2 separate regions of the Homo sapiens genome follow, and region 2 is linked to region 1. Evidence: chromatin loops called from intact Hi-C (ENCODE). Cell type or tissue: PC-3. All regions are shown on one strand. Links, peaks and the distances in the headings refer to the core of each region. The heading gives the core; the rest is flanking DNA. Region 1 has its middle 19 kb from the start of MOGAT2. Region 2 has its middle 14 kb from the start of SERPINH1.

Evidence for each region. Peaks named below come from ENCODE experiments on the same cell type or tissue, not always from the same donor. Only the 100,000 strongest peaks of a DNase experiment are listed, where the experiment ranks them.
Region 2: it touches region 1 in a loop (2.8-fold over the local background); 29 of 110 quality-filtered maps call a loop at or near these places.

Annotation. Positions count from the first base shown.
Region 1 is chr11:75,696,899-75,699,812 of GRCh38, forward strand. No RefSeq gene overlaps it. Among named protein-coding and RNA genes, the nearest start is that of MOGAT2, 19 kb to the right of the region's middle. In PC-3, for the core only: no CTCF peak of the experiment used is centred there; a DNase peak (open chromatin) is centred at 1,213.
Region 2 is chr11:75,546,559-75,549,472 of GRCh38, forward strand. No RefSeq gene overlaps it. Among named protein-coding and RNA genes, the nearest start is that of SERPINH1, 14 kb to the right of the region's middle. In PC-3, for the core only: CTCF peaks have their summits at 1,165 (motif pointing right) and 1,371; a DNase peak (open chromatin) is centred at 1,203.

The DNA of each region.
Region 1 (2,914 bases), core at 220-2,719:
TTTCAGTGCTTGTTTTATTTTACTTTTTTTGTTTTTTTTTTAATTTATTATTTTCATAAAGATGGCGTCCTGCCATGTTGGCCAGGCTGGTCTTGAACTCCTGGTCTCAAGCAATCCTCCTGCTTTAGCCTCCCAAAGCTCTGGGATTACAGGTGTTTGCCACCATGCCCAGCCTCAGTGCTTCTTTTACATATTTAAAAATTACATTTATCATTTTAATTGTAATCATAAACAACATGGTTATTAAAATTTTTGCATGTATTGATCTCCATTTAGCAACTATACTAAACTTCCTAGTTTTAGTAGTTCATAGGTTATCTTGAATGGCTTGTTCACATAATGACAATTTTGCCTCCTTTCTCATTTTTATACCTCTCATTTCTTTCTCTTATTCAATTGTTCCTCTTATATCTCTAGAATAATTTTTCTGACTTTAATGGAAGTGTTTCCAGTATCTCACCATTAAGCATAATGTTGACTTTTGGCATAAAATATTTAGAAACTGTACATCTACTGTTATTTGACTAAAAAAGTGTTTTAAAAATCAAGAATTAATGAATTTATCAAATACCTTTCAGTCTTTTTAGAGATGATCATGCCTTTTCCACTTTAATATTAAATTATTCTTGCCTTTTTGGTATAATATCAATTTGGTTGTGATGTGTTGTTCTTTCAATGTGCTTCAGAATTCTACTTACTAAGATGTTAAAGATTTTTTGCATTAATTTCATAAATAAGCTTGGTCTGCCCATTTCTTTGTACTGCACCTTGTTAGAATGGCCAACAGTATCACAATGACTATATTTATTCATTTATTAAAGAAAGGTCTTGCTTTGTCACCTAACCTGGAGTGTAGTGGCACAATCATGGCTCACTGCAGCCTCGACCTCCTGGACTCAAGCCATCCTCCCACCTCAGCCTCCCAAGTAGCTGGGACTACTGGCATCCACCATCACACCCAGCATTTTTTTTTTACTTTTTGTAGAGACAGGGACTCATCATGTTCCCCAGGCTGGTCTCAAACTCTTGGCCTCAAGGGATCCCCCCACCTTGCCTTCCCAAAGTGTTGGGATTACAGGTGTGAGCCACCATGCCTAGCCATGATGACTTCATAAAAAGCGTGTGGATGCTTACATTCTCTGTGCTCTGTAACGGTGCAAATGGAATTGGAGTTATCTCTTTACTACTGCCTTGACATAACTCACCTATGAATCATCTGCACCTGGGGCTTTTGGGGAGTAGCTTGTTGCCTACTTGCCAGAGAGATCATGTCATTCCCATTTTAAGACTCTTCAGTAGCTTCCCACTGCTCCTAGAATAAAATCTGTACTCCTTCCCAGGGCCTTCAAGGCCCTGCATAACCTTGCACAGGTCTATGAAACACCTCCTCCCCTGTAGTCTCCCACTGTTCACTGCCCTCCAGTCATACAGCTGCCTTTCTGGTCCTGAAACACATCAGGCGCTTCCCAGCCCAGGGACCTTTGAACTTGCTGGTTCTTCTGCCTGGAATGCACTTCTTTCAGCTCTTTACTTGACTGGTGTATTCTGTCCTTCAGGTGTTGCTTCATATCAGTTTTTCAAACAAGCCCTGCTTACCCCTCTTATCTGGTATGAGATCTGTTGTCTTTCATCACACTCTTTCCTTAATGTATCACTGATTACGCTCTATAATTATCTTGTTTATTTTTTACTTGCTTATTGTTTGATATCCCACTTTCCAACCCACTGTTGACTGCAAATTCCTTTGGGGGAATCCCCCAGGATTTTGCCCGTCTTACTTACTCGTTTTTTATTCCCCAGAACTGTGTTTGGCACATAGCAGATAGCAAAAAAAGAAAAGAAAAAGAAAAACAAACTAAAAACGTTGACAGAATGAATCAATCAAAGAACCCATGCAGGAGGGCACTGGGAGGAATAACAGTACTGTACCATTGGCAGAAAAGAGATAAGCAGGAATTAGCTAGGGTGGGGTTCAGGTTTGCACAGGTTTAGTTTCAGATGACAGCAGAGGAGCCAAGTAGAAGCTTCTGATAGACATTTGGAGATATAGGGATGGAGGGAAATGAAGAGGGTTAGGAATGTAGATTTTAGAGCGATCCTTAACCATCAATTAATGTCTTATTCACCCTTCCACTCTTCTATCAATGCATCTGTCTTTTCATCCACCTATGCATGCATCTGTTCACTGATTCATCCCATAAACTTTTGAGTAAATCATGAGCCAAGCCCTGGACCTCAGGGATGCGGTGACCAATAGACAGTCTTGGCCATCAAGACTACACATCTGGAGGGAATGGGAGGGGAGTACTAGACGTAAATTTAAATAGATTGTAGTAAGTAGTGCTATGGGGGAGCCACAAGTGCATCACAGAGGTTATAGTTGAAAACATGTACGTGAAAACAGAAGACAATCTTGAGGGCATGCCAAAAATTAGGCAGCACTGGACAGGAGAAACTGACAAGGGCTGACAAGCAAAGGAAAAAGTAGATCATGATGATAAAAGGAAAAACAGAAGAAAAATTATCTTTTTTTTTGAGACAGAGTCTCGCTCTGTCACCCAGGATGGAGTGCAGTGGTGCAATCTCAGCTCACTGCAACCTCTGTCTCCCTGGTTCAAGCGATTCTCCTGCCTCAGCCTCCTGAGTAGCTGGGATTACAGGTGCATGCCACCATGCCTGGCTAGTGTTTGTATTTTTATTAGAGACGGGGTTTCACCATGTTGGTCAGGCTGGTGTCAAACTCCTGACCTTGTGATCCGCCTGCTCGGCCTCCCAAAGTGCTGGGATTACAGATGTGAGCTACCGTGCCTGGCCAGAAATTATCTTACAGTAGGAAAAACCTGGGCTTTAGAGTCAGAGTGACTATGCGGTGAATCTTAGCCCTGTTTCTTACCAGCTTGGTAACTTTGGAGAA
Region 2 (2,914 bases), core at 92-2,591, 150 kb before region 1:
GAGACCACCCTGGGCAACTGGTGAAACCCTGTCTCTATTAAAAATACAAAAATTAGCCGGGTGTTGTGGAACACACCTGTAATCCCAGCTACTTGGGAGGCTAAGGCAGGATAATTGGTTGAATCCAGGAGTTGGAGGTTGCAGTGAGCTGTGATTGCACCACTGTACTCCTGCCTGGGTGACAGAGGGAGACTGTCTCAAAAAAAAAATTAAAAAAATAAATAAAAGTGGGAAGGAGACATCCAGAGAAAAGTTTGGGGGCAGGAGGGTGGCATATGGGCAGACATTTTCGGAACTTCACCGTCCTGTGTGGAAGGTGGCATAGAAGGGGTGAGAACAGAGGCAGCAAGATAGTGAGGAGACAGGAGCCACAATCGGAGAAGGATGAAGGTTTGACCCACCTGGGAAGGGAACCCCCAGCACGTGGCAGAGGGAGGAGCTGAGAATCCTTAGAGGCACATCTCTAAGGTGCCAGAGGTCCCACTCCGCCTGCCTTTGAGCTCCGGATCCTGAATGCCCCCAGGGAGGCTTTGTAAAGATCCTTCCTAGGACTGGCTACATTTTGCAGGACCCATTGCCAAATGAAAATGCAGGGCTCCTAGTAAAAAAGATTACTAAGAATTTCAAGATGGCGACAGCAGAGTACTGAAATAAGAACAGGGTTCTTTGCACAGGGCTGCTGATACAGAAAGAGAACATAGGACATCCAGTTAAAGTTGAATTTCACATAAACAATGAATTTTTTATTTTTATTTTTTAGTTTGTCTGTCTTGTGCAATACTTGCAATAACATGTTTCTGTTGATCTGAAATTCAAATTTAACTGGGAATCCTGTATTGTACCTGGCAACTCCACCAGGTGGGTCCTGTTTCCTCCCTTAACTGGAGCTCCTGGGAGTGGTTCAGGCTTAGGGTTCTTCCAGGATAATGGTTTTCAAACTTCAGCCTGCATCAGAAACATCTGGAGGGCTTGGTAAAATCCAGATTGCTTCCCCCCAGCCAGAGTTTCTGATTCATGCCTAGAGTACAGCCCAAGAATTTTCATTTCTGACAGGTACCAAGGTGATGCTGATACAATTGGTCCTGGGACCACACTCTGAGAACCACTGCTGGGGTACATCACCCTAGGAAGCCCCTCAAAGAGATAGAAAATCATAGTGACCCAAAACGGACACCAGAGGGCAGAAGCGCCCACTGGTCAGGCTATAGGACCTGCCCACTGGCCTGGGGCTGGGCTTACACCTTTGCTGAACATTTGTTCTGTGCCTGACCACGTCCAGGGCCCTGGAGCAGACAAAGAAAGACGTGGGTCAGCATTAGTCTCTGCCCTGAGGGGCTCAGGGTGTGGAAAGGGAGACAGATGTACGAAGTGAGAATTACAATTGGTGCTGAGATGGGGGAAGCACAGGCTGTGGGAGCCCAGGGGAGGCTGGGGGTGGTCAGGGCCCGCTTCCTGTAGGAGCCTGAACAGAGGGTAGGAGCCATCCATACCGGGAGAAGGGGAGGAGGGGCTTTCTGGGCATAAGAATACACAAGTACAAGGGCGCACACTGGACAGTGCCAGGGACTGCTTGAGGAGGAGTGCAGAGGTAGAGGACAGAATCGGTGGGCGGGTAGCCTGGTGAGGCTGGGGCTTGGCAGATCCTGAGGGTCTCAGGGAGCCCCAGGAGGGTTTTAACTAGATGGTGTGTTAGAATGAAGAGTGTCTGGGAAGAGATACCAGAGGCAGGGAGGCCTAGTGAGCAGGAGGGTGCAGTGGTCAAGGGAGGAGGTGACCAGGGGATGCAAGGGTGGCCCAGTCTCTCTCATCTGTTCCTTCATTCCTCCATTCATTGCACGTGTGTATGGAGCAACTTCTCTGAGCCAGGCCCTGGGTTGGGTGCTGGCTGCCGGCTGCTGGGACTTGGCATTGATGAAGACAGTTCCTGGCTTATGTGGAGAGCTCACATTTTAACTGAGAAGACCACCATCCAACAGCCAACCTCACAGTGAGCCAGCTAGTTACAGTTGTGGTCCCTGAGGGATGGGTACCAGAGATATCAAGGGAGCCACATGGCAGGGTCTGGGCAGAGTTGGGGTTAGGGTGGGGGTAGGAGGCATCTCTCAAGAGAGACCCTGACCTGGGCATCCTGACCTAGCGAACAGATGCCTCATTCAGCCCTACCCTGGTGCCTCCGTGCCGCAGCCCAGAGCTAACAATATGGCCATTGACAGCTCCTGCCACTGCCTGAGGTCTAGCTTTGCTGCCCCCATCCATCCTTAGCCACACAATCCTGGCCTTCAGTGGGGAAGAAAGAGCAGGATTATACTCAGGTACTAGGGACTGGGCCCACCCCTCCACCAGAGTCAGCCTGGCCCCAGCCCAGGTGAGTGCCCAGCCAGGCACCTTCCTCAAATGTCCAGTGCTCTTGCTCTAAGCATGTGAAGAGTCCGGCAGCTAGAAGCAGAAGGATGCAGGAGATGACCTGAAATGCCAAGGGGATGCCGTAGACTCGCAGGGCTCCTGGACGCACACTGTAGAACATTTGTCCATAGAGATGGGATTGGCCTCACGAATGACATAGATGCAAATCAAGCTAACTGGAGCATTACTTCTAGAAGGCTGACCTTCTTGCTATTCCTAGAGCATGCCTAGTTCATTCTAACTGTGGGGCCTTTGCCCATGCAGCTCCCTCTGCTTGGGATCCCCTCCTCCCACCATAAAGGTCTCCCTCCTCCTTTGGTCGGAGGAAGAATGGCTCCCCAAAGACATCCATGTCCGAATTCCTGGAACCTGTGAGTGCATTACCTTGCATGGGACAAGGGACTTTGCACATGAGATTAAATTACAGATCTTGAGATAGGGAGACTTTACTGGTGGCCCAGTGTCATCAGGGAGGTCCATCTCAAGAGGGAGGCAGAGGGGTCAGAGTCAG